Linked DNA regions of Homo sapiens: region 1 is linked to region 2. A link is a loop called in an ENCODE intact Hi-C map of the cell type or tissue named here. Cell type or tissue: psoas muscle. All regions are shown on one strand. Each heading gives the region's core, and the rest is flanking DNA. Links, peaks and the distances in the headings are about the cores only. Region 1 has its middle 270 kb from the start of CYP26B1. Region 2 has its middle 320 kb from the start of DYSF.

Region 1 (8,325 bases), core at 84-8,083, 94 kb before region 2:
TGTGCCCAGCTGTGGGTGCAGAGACTTAGGAGAGGGATCATTTCCTGGTGGGAGGGGGTGTTTGTGGGGTCTGCTGATTTCTCAGGTGGTGGGCTGTGAGCTGGATGAAGGTGAGTCCCACAGGGCCAAGGGCAGGCCCACAGCCCACCTCCACGTGTGCAGGAACACCTGAGCGATTCTGTAAATATGACAGACTTGGGTTGCAGTTTCTTCCACAATGCTAACTTCTTGTGTGGTCCTGGACAAATCCCTTATGCCCTCTGTTTTCACCTTTGGAAACTGGAGAACACGCACACCTATCTCACAATGCCTGGCACATGGTGGATCCTCACAGCGTAGTCAGCCACAGGCCAAACCTGCAGTCTGGTGGGGCATCCCACTGGGAAGCACAGCCCCAGCTGGGGACTAGGAATGGGGACGACTGGTCAGCTGGCTCTGCTCTGGACAAGGACAGCAGGGCTGGATGTGCAGCGAGGCAGGCAGGCTGGGCAGGAGATAGGGTGGCTCGCTGCCATGGCACGGGCATCCTGCGTGGCCTTGGAAAGCTGGCTGCTGCGCCTGGCCTCCCTCCCCAGCTGTTCCTTCTGTTTCAGATAAATAGTTTCCGCCTGAGCAGCCTCCTCCCTGCCACCCCCAGCCAGCTTCCTGTTGCAACACCTCAGCTGGACAGTAAACACAGGCCCTATCTGTCTCTACCACATCCCTGGCTCCCTGCCAGCCACAGGCTCACCCTCTTCCAGCCCAGCCCCAGCCAGATGTGCCCGAGGCTTCCACAGCTGTTCCCTTGACCCCTGAGTCAAAGCTCTCTCTGTCAAGGGATTGCCCTGTCCCTTCCTACCCTTTCCATATTAGCTCTGCCCTCTCCTCCCTATCAGGGCAGGAATTGAGACGGCGCTGGGGTTGCCATTTAATTGTAGTTTTCTCCTCCACTCTCCACTCCTTAGCGGCCTCTGCAGTCTCCAGCCTTTGGCAACACTATAAACAATGTCCATTGTGTCTTCACTGTGCCACCAGCACCCTGCATCCCAGATCCATTGGACTTGTCTCCCCTGCCAGGCACCCAGGACGTCTGAGTGCTCCTGGACTCTCCTGACTGGGAGGAGGAAGTCTAACAGGCCCACCCGCGTGAGGTGCTCCAGACTCAGCACCACACCCCTCCCAGGACCCATCTTCCTTTTAGGCTCACATATGGTCTTACCTTCCCAAGAGGGGTCACCTCCATCCTTTCTGCCCTCACCCTGGCCCCATCCAAGCTCCCTGGAGGGTGAGGTCCCCACACTCATTCCCACCGGGAGAAGAAGGCTTCTGTTGTCTCTGGGGCTCTAGGACCTTCTGGGAGACAGGTCCTAGTGTTGGGCATGAAGAAAGCAGGGCCTCTTTCTGGCCTGTGCAAGAGTTTGGTGCTGTAGGTCCAACCTTTCTAGGCCCCCACCTTCTCACCTTAGCATCCGGCCATGGCTTCAGCATCCCTGGGAGACAGTAAGGATGTACCTATCTGTCTGTTCATATGGCCCTAACAGGACACCAATGGATACTCACAGTTGCATCTCTCTTGTTCTTTCTCTTGCTCAATTTCCCCCCATTCTCTCTCTCTGTCTCTCTCTCTCTCTCACACACACAGACACACACACACATGCATGCACACCAGCACACTAGAAGAAAAGGAGGGGGTGCAACATTTTCAATAATCTTTTAAGATAATTTGACACAATGGTCATTCAGACCATGATGAAAAGATTATCTGGGGAAATGATGTGAAAAGAAAGATTCTTCTGCTCAGAATGCAGTGGAAACCTGAGGCTCAGCCTGAGCTGGGGAGAAGGCTTCCTCCCAGCCATCAGGGCTCAGGTTCCAGTCTCCCAGACCCGAGCCTCAGCCCCCTGCACTGAGCTTCAGAACTTGGCCTGGCTCCTGCTCCTGCACCAAGCCTTTCCAGAGCTCACCTCTGTTTCACCACAGTCCCTGTGTTGCATCTTAAATCCCTTTTCTGTAGTCCCAGAGATGTTTCCTCAACTCATTGTTCTCTCATTTGCCACAAGGTCCCAGTCCCTGAATTGATTGTGCAGGGTCAAGGACCTGATTAGAGAAAAGGACAGCTAGAGAAAGGGACTTAGAAATCATTCTTGCTATCCTCTTTTTTTTATAGAAGGACATAATTGAGGACCAGACATACTAGCTGGTAATGATAGCAGCTGAAATTTGCTGAACATTTAAATGACTTGCCCCAGGACACCCAGCGACTAAGTGATTCTCACCTGGGTTAGTCTGACTTCAAAGTCCAGTGCCTTAAACCACTAGCTGTACTGCCTTCCCTGTAGAAAGGAGATTTGTGAAGCAACTTGTCAAAAATCCCAGAACAAATTTTGGATGCAGCTGGCCCCAGAACCAAGGTTGCTGTCACTAGCTGTGCACTGTAAAAGGCGAGGACCTTGGTGAGCAACTGTGATGAGGGCAGGGCCAGACCTGGCCTGAAAACCTTCTGCTGCCTCAGGTCCTGGTTCCTTCCTTCTCAGACCCAGTTTGGCTCTGGTCTGGGAGAATGTCTGGAAGGGACCTGGGAGCCCATCTTGCTAACACTTCACTGTGAGTTGCTCAAGGTCACGGGAGAGCTGGGGCACAGCCTAACTCCCAGACCAGCCCTCTCTACCCTGGCTCCATTCTCTGACCCCTTCTGTGATGGGCCAGGGCTTTCCAGGGCCACGTCAGCTCCAAGACTATTTTGGTGGTCAAGATTTGGTGGCAAGTCCCAACAAGTCCTCTCTGAGGGGTTAAGATTAGCACAGGGACCTCAGCTATGACTCACAGAGGTGGCTGGGGTCAGGCCAGCCTGGCTCCTGTTACTGCTGTCCTCTGATTCACCAGTGGAAAAATGTTTGGCCCAAGACCTTTCCCCAGCTGCCAGCTTCCTCCCTCTTCCAATCAACTGGGTGCTGAAGAGTGGGGATGGGGCTTCCCCATTCCTCAGCCTCAGAACCTGGGCTACCAGCAGTAGCTGGGCAGCTGGTTTGGGTTCAGGGATTCCCTTCTTTGGGGCCACTCTGATGTTCCCAAAACCTTCTCTCATTTTATCCATATTCCTGGTCTCCCCAATATCTAGCCAAAGGGCTGCAGTCTACCTTCTCTGCTTCAGCGAGAAAACCCCAGGTCAGGAGGGGCCTGGTGCAGTCAGGTTCTGTCTCCACCCTGCTGAGACCTCTCAGAGTTCGCTGCACCTATTCAGGTGTGATGGCCTCCCTGTAAGTGTAAGGCATGCACCATGTATGTGTCTCATGTCACTCTCACAATCTTAAAGTCAGGGAGGTGTCAGTGAATTAGCTGTGTGTGTGGGTACACGTGTGTGCACGTGTGTATGCACACATGTATGTAGAGGGAGCATGAGGAAGGAAACTAAAGGGCAGGCCTGGATAACCCATAGGGCTCCTAGCACCCTGAGTTCAGAAATCCCAGGTCAGTGCTGGCAGAACTCAGTTTTCACCATCTATAAGAGAAGAGTTTGGACTTGATGGCCTGGAAGTGTCTCAGCCCTGCAGGCCAGATTTTCCAGAGCCATCTGCTTCTCAAATGCTTTGCCTCCTGAACCACCCTTGGTCTTGTCACACACAGACGTGGCTTGGGGCTACAGATAGACAGTCATCATATTCCTAAGCTCCTTTCCAGGTCTGCATCCTGGAAGCACCTTTGAAGGGGCAGCCACGGCCGTCCGCCAGGCATCCCTGACCTCTCCAGAAGGCAGAAGGGAAGAAGCTGGAGGAAGGGGAGGGGCTGACTTCCGGTAAAACCTCGTGATTTCTGCCAACAATCAATCAGCAGCCGCCTTTCTGGCCCCACCCACTGCCACCCCTGCCAGCTTTGGATTCAAGTTGGCTTTCACCAAAGGCCTCAGAAGCCCTGGAATGGCGAGTGCAGTGGTCATTGTGACATTTCTTTTTCCTTCTCTGTTTTTCAAGAACATGGCAGAGACGTGGCTGCTGTGGAGCTGTGACTCGTGAATGGAACAGTCCTGGTTGGAAGGATCTGGGGCCTGGAATGTGCTGCTGTGGGCATCAGTGGAGCTGCCATGTGAAAAGGATGCCGCGTCCCCCTCCCCAGCATGGGGCAGTGAGCAGGGGCAGTGAGCAGGGCCAGCAGGGAGCAGCCTTCCCGGCATGCTGTGCCTCCAGGGACACAAGGGATGGAGGGCACAGTGGGGTAGGTCCCGGCAGGGAGGAAGGGTACCTGCTCCTGCCTCTTGCCTGGCATGAGGCCAAGCTGGAGAAGGGTAGTGGGAGCCCAGAGCCATCTCTGCAGCTGCAGAGTCCCTGGGACCACCTGCCCAGGAGCCCAAAGGCTGGTTAAACAAAGCAGCTAGCCCTGGAGAAAAGGCTGGACGGCAGCCCTTCAGAATACTGTAACCCTTCTATGCAGACAGACGCCGCTTAAATAATCAACAGAGGATGTGAACAGATGCTCCAGCTGGGTCAGGGTCCCGATCTCACAGGGTGGGGCTGGTGGCCGTGTGAGCTGGTGCGCAATAAACAGCAGTGTCCCTCCAGGGGCAGGGAGTGGTGTGGGCGGATGATGGCTTTAGATGGATAGTGTCAGCGGTGAGGAGGGATTGTTGTATAGAAGAAAGGATGATTCGGAAACCATGATGGAGCCAGAGGGAAGGGGAGGTACTATGACATGTCAAGACAAATCCACACAAGTGGGATCTCCTCGCCCATGAATGAGTGGTCCCTGTAGCCCCTAGTCACTGAGTGCTGAGGACACTGAATCCTCAGGGTGTGTGGCAGGCTCTGCTATGGTGGGTGGCTGCACCCTACAAAAGCTTTAGCTGAGCTGGGGCTCCAGGCAGGTCATGGAAGCTATGGCCACACACAGGGTGGGCTCAAGCCAGGGCAAGAGGTTGCCTCTCTGGCTCACCCCAAGCCTGCAAGGCAGGTTTGGCTGTGCTGCCCAAGGCCACCCTGTGTGTGGGGAGCACAGCTGGTCTGCCTGGAAGAGCCCGGCATGACCCGCATCCTCCCCACTTTGTTCCTGTTGCCCCTAGGGACCAGTGGGGCCAGTTCAGGTTGTTCCAGCTGACATCTATCAGCAAACAACACACCCACCCTCACTGGCCAGGCCTTGTTTACACCACCGCCTTGGCTCCAGACCTGAGCATCACAGGACACAGGGTGGAAATTCAAGGGGGATCTCATAACACTGCCTGAGAGGAAGCCCATCCATCAGGCGCCTCCCAGAGTCACACAGTCTCTCTTCCATTGAGGGGAACAGCAGGTGGGGTCTGTGGGTACCTCTACAATCTTCTGCATCCTTGTCCCTACTTTTGATGGGCTAGTAACAGGGCAGGCACGTGGATAGTGGAACAGCAAGATAATTGAGATGACAGAGACCTCTCTCACATCAGAAGGAAACCTCTGGGACATCACTGTCACCTTCCAATGTCAACCTCTGTACCCACTTCATGGTAGGGGATCCCTATGATTTCTAGACACAACAAACTCATCCCTGCTTTTGGGACACTTCTCCACCCCAGCCTGCGTTGCCTAGATACCTGCTACATACCTGTCCAGGCTCAGTTCAGATATGACTCTTCTAGGAAGCCTTCATGGACTGCCCGCCTCACAAAATTTGTGTCAGGCACCCATGTTCCTCTGTGCTCCCACAGCCCCCTGGGGATCTCATGCTGTAGCATTTGTTCCTCTCCGTTGACATTGCTGAGATGACCACATGAACTCTATGGCCTGCCTGCTACCCTGTGAACCCCGCACAGAGTGCTGGGGAAGAGATGAAGAAGGCACAGTCTCATCCATCCCCAGTTTCTAGGATGTCTTGTCCGTGTGTTAGTGCTATAACTGAACACCACAGACTGCACAATTTATAAAGAATAGATATTTATTCAGCACATTTTCCTGGAGGCTAGGAAGTCCAAGAGCATTGGCACCTGCTTCTGGTGAGGGCCCACCTGCTGCGCCATGACACAGCGGGAGGCATCACGTGGTGAGACAGAGCAGGCGCACTTGCTCAGGTCTTCTTCCTTCCTTCCTTCCTTCCTTTCTTTCTCTCTCTCTCTGTCTTTCTTTCTCTCTTTCTTTACTCTCATTCTGTCACCCAGGCTGGAGTGCAGTGGTGCAGTCTCAGCTCACTGCAGCCTCCACTTCCCAGGTTGAAGCAATTCTTGTGCCTCAGCCTCCCCAGTAGCTGGGATTACAGGCGCCTACCACTGTGCCCAGCTAATTTTTCTGTATTTTTAGTATAGACGGGGTTTTACCATGTTAGCCAGGCTGATCTCGAACTGCTGACGTCAGGCGATCTCGAACTCCTGACCTCAGGTGATCCGCCTGCCTCAGCCTCCCAAAGTGCTGGGATTACAGGCATGAGCTGCCGCAGGAGGCCTCTTCCTGTTTTTATAAAGCTATCAGTCCTATTGTGGAGGCCCCACCCTGATGACCTTATCTAATCCTAATTCCCTCCCAAAGGTCCCACTTCCAAATACCATCAACGTATACATTTGGGCATTCAGTTTCCAATACATGAAATTTGGAGACACATTCAAACTACAGCACAGAGAAAGGCAAATATCTAAATTACTGTTAGAGAATGATGGCCTCACTCATGCCTGTGGTTGACCTGCCAGCAACTTTTCCTTCAGCTTTATCACCATCATCATGACGGTCACCAACCCCATCTTTTAGTACAGCTGTATTGAGGTATAACTGAGCATATAATAAGCAGCACCTATTTTAGGTGCCCAGTTTGATCATGTCTGACATATACATACATCTGTGAAACCATCACCACAATCAAGATAATGAACATATTCATCATCTCCAAAAGTTTCCTCCTGCTCCTTGGTAATCCCTCCCTCCCTCCCCTCCAACTTCCACTCCTTGTCCCTGGCAGCCACTGCTTTGCTTTCTGTCACTATAGATTAGTTTGCATTTTCCAGAGCTTTATATAAATGGAATCATACAACATGTACTCTTTTTCCTGGCTTCTTTCACTTAGCATAATTATTTTGAGATTCTTCCAAGCTGTTGCATGAATCAGTAGTTCATTCCTTTTAATTGCTGACTAATGTTCCATGGGATAGATATACCAGAATTTGTTTATCCACGCACCTGTTGATGAATATTTGGGGTTTTTCCAGTTTGGGGCTATTACAAATAAAGTTGCTCAACATCTGCGTATGAGTCTTTGCACAACTTTGTATAGACATATGCTCTCATTTCCCTCATCACTGCCTCCCCGCATGGACACCTCCAATGTGGGAGCAGGGACCCTGGTTGGGAGGACATCCTGAGAGGGATGTGGGAGAGGAGGAAGGTGGGAAACACCTTGCTGAGGCCTGGCTGGGGCCTTGTACAGGCCCCCAGGGGGAGAGGTGGGGCATCCTGGGAGGTGCCAGCTTTCACACACCCCACACACCCCTTAGGGGCTCCTGACTCGTCCTCCCCAGGGTCTCTGCCTCCACAGGTGGCTGCTTATGGAGCAAAGTTTTAGAAGCTTCCTCACTTGTCCCCCATTTAGAATGGAGAAATATCCACCAGCACCATTCTATTCCCACTGGGCAGAAGGCAGGGACCCTGCCTTCCCTCCCCAAGATTGACATCCTTCATTCCTAAGGGCGCACACACACACACACACACACACACACACACACACACACACCCTCTGCAGCAGAGGGACAGGAGCTGCCGGGCTGAGGGCTTAGAAGGTAAGAAGTCCCTCAGACTCCCTGCAGGTTCTGGCTGGGAGGTGGAGTTGACCTGAGATTCCTGCTCTCACCTGGAAGCAGCTGCCCAGCCCAGCCTCAGGTGACCGAGTGGCAGCTGACATACTGAGGAACTCGAGAAAGCCCATCGCTTTCCTGGCTGCTTTTAATCCCTCAGTCTCTCCCTCTTCCCCTGGACCTGAGGTCCAAAAATCCTTTGTGCCCCTAAACCTCCCACATTGGGCCTCCCTGAACTCTTCCCCACCTGGACAAACCCCAATTCAAACCCCTCTCCCTCCAGCTAGCCCAGCCACGAGCTACCCCCTTCCTTCACTTCAGGGCCTCCCCATCTTCAAAGTGAGCCATTGCTGTCCTTGGGCCCATTCCCAAGGCCATTCTTGCTTTCCTCCCCCTTTAAGAAGTTTCCTTTGATCAACTCAAGTCAAATCAACCTGATTTGCCAAACTTTGCCCTTTTTCCCCCGAGGCCTGTGTCCTGAGGCGGCCCCCTTGCAGAGCCTCAAGGAGAGAGAATGGGATTGTCAGCATCAAAAAGGTGACCTCAAGGTCCCCTTCTCTTCCTGCAGTCTCACCTGTAGGCACCAGGGAAGAGGACCTATCTCTCTGTTG
Region 2 (8,325 bases), core at 28-8,027:
TTGACCGTCAGCTCTTGCAGGGGCCAGGCTGCCATCTAAAACTGAACTCTTGGCTGGGTGCAGCGCTCATGCCTGTAATCCCAGCACTTTGGGAGGCCGAGGCGGGAGGATCACCTGAGGTCAGGAGTTCGAGACCAGACTGACCAACGTGGCGAAACCCTGTCTCTACTAAAAATACAAAATTGGCTGGGCATGGTGGCACATGCCTGTAATCTCAGCTACTTGGGAGGCTGAGGCAGGAGAATCACTTGAACCTGAGAGGTGGAGGTTGCGGTGAACCAAGATTGCACCATTGCACTCCAGCCTGGGCAACAAGAGCAAAATTCCGTCTAAAAAAAAAACCCAAACAACAACAACAACAAAAACTAAACTCTCTGGTTACCTAAAAGTTTTAAAACCTCTTTTGCTATTACCCATGGGGTTGGAAATTTGGAAATTTTTCTTGCCAAGCTGTCCAAATCAAGTGCCTTCGGATGCCAGGGGGGCAGGGCAGGGCAGGAGCCCAGACAATCAGCATGCAGGCCAGGCAGCGAGGTCTTCCGAGGAGGGCGCAGCATTGGTGGTCCTCAGTCCTGCTTGGCCAGGATCCTACCCATCTCACCAAGGTCTCTGCCCCTCAGTCCCTGCCAGCTTCTATGCCTGAACAGCACCTCAGCTCTGCCAAACCCAATGTCATGTCAGCAATCAGAACTGGGGTGCTCTCTTTAGGCCTGCCAACCTGGGGAGATAGGCACAGCCAAATGGACATGGTGTGACTGACCCCTGGACTGGGGAGGAGAGCCAGAGTCTATGTCTGGCTCTGTTTATTTTTGGGCAAGTCATTTGGCTGCCCCGGGCCTCAGTTTCCCATGACGTAAAATAGGAAGGGGGGCTCATTACGACAAACAGACTGACTACCGTTTGTGGAACAGGATGGAAGGAGTCCACAAAAGCAAGGTGTGTCTTTTCAAAAGATCTGGCAGCAGGTACCAGAGAGCAGAGAGGCAATTCTGGGGGCTTCCTGGGGGAGGTGAGCTGTAATCCCAGATCCTGGAGGAGGGGAGGGACGTCAGCTCTGCAATATATAACTGGCAGAGCCTTCCTGAGCTAGTGCTTGAGTTGCTGGTGCGGGCCTGGTGTGCTACAACAGAGGCCAGGGAGGGGGCCGCCAGCCCCACAGGAAGCTCCAGCATGTTGTTGGGTAACTTCTCCTCCTGTTTTCTGGGAACAAGCTATTTGGAGAAGAGGGGGAGGGAGACTTTAAAGGCTTCCAGATGGGGGGCCCTTCTGCCCAGGCCCGCTGCTGCGCCGCCACAAAGTCTGTGCATGCTTTCTAAGAATCCCAGCAAACGCTAGTCAGGGAGGCTTGGGGAGGTCTTCTGGGCCATTCCCCTGCCTCTGTGATCCCCACTATCCCCAAGCTAACAGGGGGCCATATCCCATCCTTTAGTAGTCATCATAGTAGTTATTCAGGGAGTGCACAGACGGAGAATGTGGTGTCACTGTTGCTACCCTCTTTCCTCCCTGAGATGCTCTCAGTGTCTTGGCATCCCCTCTATCCGCTTCATCTGGCTGCTTTGCCCTGAAGGCAGGGAGATAGAGGGAAGGGCCTTCCTCTCCCAATACCAGGAGAGACCATTTTCCCAGAGAAGAGAAAACATATCCACTGTGGGGCCTCTGTGGAGGGGAGGGGTGGGAGCTAGGGATGGAGGGAACAAGGGGAAAGCAGCAACTGAGGCTTCCCAGGGGAAAGGAGAGGAGGGCTGGGATCAGCTGGGGGCAGGTCCAGCCCCTCCTGCAGACATCTCCCTGTGCACCCAGCCAGGGCTTGCTGTGGGGTGGGCTCCCACTCTTGTCCCATCATTCCATGATGCCCATGCTCTGAGACAGCCGCCTAGCTGCCTTTTAACCTTCTTACCATCCTGGCTCCCATCCTCTCTCCTGGCCTGTCCCCACCAGCAGCCACTCCCTGAGCTGGAGTGGTCAGAACATGCAGCCCTATCCTGGGGACACCTAGTCTCACCCAGGCTGCAAGGACAGAGCCCTGGAGAGGTCAGAGGAGGCCCAGAGCAGAGACATTGTTGTCAGGGCTCAGCCTGCCAGGATCCCTTACCCCTGTCAGCCCTGGCTGGGATTTGCCCACCAGCCTCAGGCTGTGGGATGGGATGGGGTGGAATGGGGAGGGGGGCGGGGGCAGGAAAAGGAGACTTTGAGAGGGGTCCTCTGCCCCTGGGGCCAGACTGGAGCTCTACCCGTATACTGCTGATCCTCTGGGTCCCATCTGGGAGACGGAAGAAGGGGGTCCCCAGGCCTGGCTGCCACAATGGGTTGGCCTGGTTCAGGGAAGAGCCCATCCCCAAACCCTGCCAGAACTCTGGGTCTCAGAAAGAGCATCAGGTTCCCCCAAAGCCTCTCTCCCCAGACTATTGCAACACAGATGAGAGGGCATGTTTGAGTCCATCAGAAACCCATGATGCACGCACCCCACGGGTGAAGGAGGGAGCATTCGTGCAGACCCAGGGGTGACCTCCTGGAGCAGAGCAGCTCCTTGTCCTGGTCACCGGCCAGCCCTGGACCCAGTTGGGAGCACGGGGTCTCACCCATAGGACTTCTGCTTGGAAGACGGAATGGCCCCTGGGGTCGAGGGAGGCAAAAGCTTCCCGGGTGTGCCATGGCTCTCCCTCCCGCTTAGGGCCCAGAAAGACCTGAGCTTTGGCTCTAAGGTCCTGCCCGGGTGGAAGGGGGACATGAGGGAGGGCCTCTGTGGGTGCTCACCCTTGGAGAGGGTCTGTCAAAAAAAGGCCCCAGGGAGGCTCTCCCTGAAGCAATGGACTGCTCTCAGGTGCACTGTGGCTGTCTGGCACAGCAGAGGCGGAATGGTAAGGTGGGGGGCTCAACAGAGGAGAATGCTTTGGCCATGCCAAGCTCCCACCAGGTCTGGGCCTTTCTGACAGATCACTCGTGTCCAGGTAGGGTCCTGGTCATGACTGACACCAGCAGGAAGCAGAAGGAGCCAAGGGGACCCTGGCTTGTGTGTTCCTGCTTCTGGCATCTTCCTTTCCTTTCCCGCTTTTCCCTACAGAGGCCTGGGTGAGACCACGTCAGCCAGTCCTGTCCTCAAGGACTGCCTTTGCAGGCTCCCCTCCAATGCTCCCCCTCTGTGGAAACTTCCTGATAGGTGTCCTCAGGCCTCCCGGTGGCCGTCCCCACTGCCGCCCTCCTCCAGGGTGCTCCCACTGTCCTCTCTCCTTGCCCTGGCCTTCCAGGGAGAGAATCCGGAATCTGCTCACCACAGGCATTCAACTTCTGACTCTCTGTTCTACTTCTATCTAAATCAACCCAGCTATATCTATTGAAATCCTTCCTGGGTCCAACCCTACTCTGCCTCTGCCTTCCACTGTGCCACGGACAGGTCCCTGTCCCTCCTGAGCCTCAGTTTCCCCTCTACAACAGGAGCTGAGACAATGGAGACTCTCAGTCCCAGTGGCTCCAACTTCCATGCGGTGTTTCAAGGCAGGCAATTTAAGGGGCAAATGTATGCAGATGGATATGCAAATGGGCATCTCCAGGATTTATGGGTGGCCTTAATTTCAAGGGGAGGAGGCGGCCTCAGCCTGGCTGGACCCACTAAATCCTGGCCGGTGTCAGCACCGTAAAGCACTGTGATGAAGGGCCGGCAGGCGCTGGGGGCGGCCCTGATTTACAGCCAAGAAGCCTCCTCCCCGCGGCCGCGCAGGCAAGCGCCACGGGACAGGGATGAGGAAGGATTTATGTCCCCCGCTTCCCCACCCCAGCAGCAGGCCGTCGGGAGAGCGGCAGAAGGTGACTTTCACCTTCAGAGCCATCACTACTCCGGCGGAGCAGCCGGGGCACTACCCCAGGAGGGGCAGAAGAAAGGCGGGGGTGGGTGGGGTGCCAGCAGGACCGCTGCCCAGCCCTAAGCCACAGCTGCCTCTTCCAGGCGGCCTTCCAGCACTGACACAGCCCTGGGTAGCCCGGCCCTCTGCCACCAGCTGTCACCTTCTCCAGTGGGGCCCCAGCGGCATCTGACCTACCTTCTCAACCCTGACAAGGTTCAGCCTGGAAGACTGAGGGGAGCCGCTCCACTGCTCTTCCTCTACAGATCAGTACTCCCCAAAGTCTAGCCTCACTCCCTTCTGCTGGGGAGAGAAAGAACTGCATTTGGATCTATTTTGGGTGGCCATAAGCAAGAAAGTTCTCCTTCATCTTCACCCAGCTAAAAGCTGTTTGCAGTGTCCTGCCCGTCCTCCCCACCCTGCACCATCAAGCAGGTGAAAAGGGTGGTGGGAAGGGACAAAAATCGAACTGCAGGCATCCCTCTCTCTACACGACTGCTGAATTCCTGAAGTTGCTGGAAAGTTAAATTTTGGAAAGGTGACACTGCTTCTCCAGTGACTCATCTGAGCGCCTCAGGAATGAATGATTCATCTGTCACTCATGTTGCTGACACCAGGGAGTCCTGCTGGGTGCCCAGGCTGAGACATCAGGGACAGAAAGCTCAGAGACAAAATTCCCCACCTGGTGGTTATCAGGGCTGCCCAGCCCCAAACTTTAAGGGCCGGCTTCCACCCCGGCTTGGAGTACTACCTCTCCATAAACAAAGTTTCATGTCCTGTTCTCATCATGAAAGGAACCCAGCCAAGAGTCCCTCAGGTAAAGAAAGTTTCCCTTTGGGAATGTAAACACATAAATCAAAGGGCCTAGTTCAGTTGAGCTGTTCATGTAGTGAGTTGTATGTTTTGAGCTGAGGCAAATGTGCCCTGGCCTTCCGCATGTGTGTGCCATAGACAGCCCAAGGACTTTGGCCTTGGGAAGAGATGTTTTCCTGATCAAAGGCTTCACCTTAGGGTACTGAGAACCTGTCTCCAGGCCCTCAGCACCTCCCTGCTGTAAACCGTGAACTCTGCAATATCTCCTGGGCCCCCCAAAAGTTCTGTGCCTCCCTCTGGCTCCCCTCAAATAAAGATCAAATCCAGTCACCATAAATGCTGCTGCCTTGAGCTCATCTCTGTGACACTCTTTTTTTTTTTTTTTTTGAGACAGGGTCAGGTCTCTTGCTGTGTCTCATTCAGGCTGGAGTGCAGTGGTGCAGTCACAGCTCACTGCACCCTCAAACTTCTGGACTTAAGCAATCCTCCTGCCTCAGCCTCCCGTGTAGCTGAAATCACAAGTGTGTGCCACCATACCAGGCTAATTTTAAATTTTTTGTAGAGATAGGATCTCCCTTTTTCCCAGGCTGGTCTCCAACTCCTGGCCTCAAGCAATCCTCCCGCCCCAGCCTCCCAAAGTATTGGGATTACAGGCATGAGCCACCACACCCAGCCTCTGCGACACTTAAATTATTTTGAGAACCAGACTATTTAAGCAGGATTTCTTATGATTCAGTAGAGATACCAAACTTCAAAGAAGTTTCTGCCTGTAGATTTGACCTAGAGATTGGCACCCACATTTCCACAGACCCAAGGCAGCAGGACAGGGGAAGGTGGAGGACAGGGGAAGTCACCAGAGAGAAGGGGAGGGCTGTGGGGAGGGCAGAGCAGGCACACTGATGAATACGCTCACCTCTTCCTTTCAACTCGGTCTGTTCAGGGTGCTTCGGTTGACAACTTGTGGGCCAAACAGAATCACTGTGAATAACTATGCAGTTTGGGCCAATCCCAGCACCCTAGTCCAGGGCTGTATCAACCCCAAAAAAGGGACACCTTCACCTAATTCATGCAAAGACTAACGGAAGCCCTGATGCCAGGCACTCTGTAGATATGTTTATGTCCATTGCCTCATTTAATCTCAGCAGCGGTAAATGTTACATCCCTGTTTGCAGGTGAGAAAATGAAGGCATGGCAAGGTTCAGTTACTTGTGCAAGGTCACATGGCTGATAATTGATGGAGGTGAGATCCCAACAACACTGTCCATTCCCCATCTCAATCTCATTCTTCTTTATTTACCTGTTCTAACTGTATTGTCACCTCCAACTCTGTCCCTTTAATGTTGCTGTTATAACCCACATGACCTCAGCCCTCATCTAAAAAGATTTACAATACCAAGTATTGCAAATAGGTGGAACAACTAGTACTCTCATAGATTGCTGGAAGGGATGTAAAATGGGACAGCTACTTTGGAAAACTATTTGTGAGTTTGTTCAAAAGTTAAACATATACCTACTGCATGACTCAGCCATCCCACTCCTACATACATAACCAAGAGAAGTGAAATAAGATGTCTAAAGATTTGTATCTGGAGATGGGTGGGCAGAAAGAAAGAGGGGGAAATGCAGAGGCAAGGCAGTGCTGGAGAGATGGGAGCATCCCTAGGCTGCCTCAATTAGCTGCATTCCTCTTCAATCCAAGTCAAAAGCTCTTGGGAGTCCCATGCCAACATCATGAGGGCTAATCTGTGAGAAAGGGGAAGCCACTGAAAAGTCTGGACAGTGCTCAGAGAGGGCCCACTTGTGGCCAGGCCTCCAGCTCTGGCCCCTGCTGGTGGCAAGGGCTGGGGTGGGGGCTAAGGAAGAAGCAGAGGTAGGAGTGGCCCAGGCACAAGAGAAGAGTCGCATGGCAAATAATTGGGCAGACAGTGGATGGAGGCTGGCTGAGAACAGAGGTTTGGAGGCCCTGTCATGGGAATTAGCAGCCTGGCAGCCATGTAGGTGCCCAAAGATCCAACCCATGCACCTGAGATGCTCATTATAGGCCCCAGGACTCATTCTAAGGTACAGTCCCAGGTGGGCAAAAGACCAACCTAACTGAATTTGCCCCCTGGATGGGTGCAAACCAGCTTCCAGGCTGAAAGTTTCAGGGAGCTGCTGCTGGGTGAGGCCAGGCTAGGGTTTGACTCCCTTCCCACGCAGACTGCACCCCACCATCCCAACGTCTGCCCCTGAACTGGTCATGGACAGCATTATTAGCCTGTGAGCCTCGGATTCAGCTCACCCAGGCTCCGAGCCAGAAGATTGGCCTAGAGGGACACAGGGAGCCTCTTCCCCTGCTGGCAACCAGAGGCTTCAGGTCTTGGTCTAGCAGGCTGGTGTGGCAGAGCTGAAGTATCCCCAAGAACCTCTGGAGGCAGCCCTCCCCACCCCACTGTCCTCTGCCCCTGCCCCTGGTTCCCTACTTCCATTTCTGCTCTCTGCTGGGATGGAAGCCTCAGCTTTCTGTTCCAGGTTGCTATACCAGCCCCTGCCCTGGCCCCCCAGAGCCCCACCTTGGCTGCTGTCTACCCATCCTTGGTGGCAATCAGTATGGAAGGCCAGGTCATTTATACCCCAAAGAGAAAAGATGGTGCCTCTTGGGCTATTTCCAAGCATCCTCAAAATGACATTAGCCCTAAAGAAGAGCTCGGTGGGGTTATTTCTGAGGTGGAAGGGCACCCTAACTCCCCACACCTAGCCCAATGTCCATTATCAGTTTGGAGTCATATCTGGGACATCAAGCAGCCCTCTGTCATTTAAGGTATAACAATGCCTTCCAACGCCAACCAGGAGTGCTCACCCTTCACCACCAGCATTTTGGATGACCCAGGTCAGCACCGGCTGAGGGCAGGGCTAAGGGAGCACCTGTTGGTTTGTCTGTTCTGCCAGGGTAGCACAGACTCCTTGATTGGATGGGAGATCTGCCTGTCCCCACCCACTCCAACTCGAAGTTATTCCCTGTTATTCTGTCCTTCGACTTCCATGCCACCCACCACACCTCCCACCTGAAACATGAACCACTCTCAGTTTCAGCTTACAGAACTTTTTCTCCTCATTTAAAGTTTTCCATTTTTGTTTTACTTATTTCTTTGTTTTAAAGATGGGGTCTTTCTCTGCCACCCAAGCTGGAGTGCAGTGGCACAATTATAGTTCACTGCAGCCTTGAACATCGAACATCTGGGCTCAAGTGATCCTCCTAAGTCTCCTCCTCTCATTTTTAAAAGCAATTTCTTTTCTTGTCCCAAATCTCCTCTCTTCCACTGCCTACCTCAGGCCTTCACACATTCTTTTCTGAACTCTAAAGTTCTTCCTCCAAGGTCTTCTGTCTTCCCTCCCCCTCTCTCCACCAGTGCAGCTGTTCAGAAGAACAATTATTTATTGCATGCACGCCACCTACTGTGTGCCCCAACCCACAGGAACTAGAGGCAAGACAGGTCTGTGTTTGGGTGAAGAATGGATGTGAACCAATAAATACAGCCCAGAATATGCCCATGGTACAGTCTAGGTCCCAGAGATACGGAACACTTCCAAACAGAGAGGCAATACCTGAGTGGGTAGTGATTTCTCCCTACTCTGCTTGGCTTCTCTAAAACATAATGGTATGACTGACAAAAAGGAGCTCCCTGTCTTTTCCGTT

Evidence for each region. Peaks named below come from ENCODE experiments on the same cell type or tissue, not always from the same donor. Only the 100,000 strongest peaks of a DNase experiment are listed, where the experiment ranks them.
Region 1: it touches region 2 in a loop (2.1-fold over the local background); 2 of 110 quality-filtered maps call a loop at or near these places.

Annotation. Positions count from the first base shown.
Region 1 is chr2:71,875,494-71,883,818 of GRCh38, reverse strand. No RefSeq gene overlaps it. Among named protein-coding and RNA genes, the nearest start is that of CYP26B1, 270 kb to the left of the region's middle. RefSeq lists an enhancer at 2,162-3,361. In psoas muscle, for the core only: no CTCF peak of the experiment used is centred there; DNase peaks (open chromatin) are centred at 608, 2,818 and 3,808; H3K27ac peaks cover 3,814 bases.
Region 2 is chr2:71,781,242-71,789,566 of GRCh38, reverse strand. No RefSeq gene overlaps it. Among named protein-coding and RNA genes, the nearest start is that of DYSF, 320 kb to the right of the region's middle. In psoas muscle, for the core only: a CTCF peak has its summit at 4,448; DNase peaks (open chromatin) are centred at 3,946 and 4,451; H3K27ac peaks cover 1,595 bases.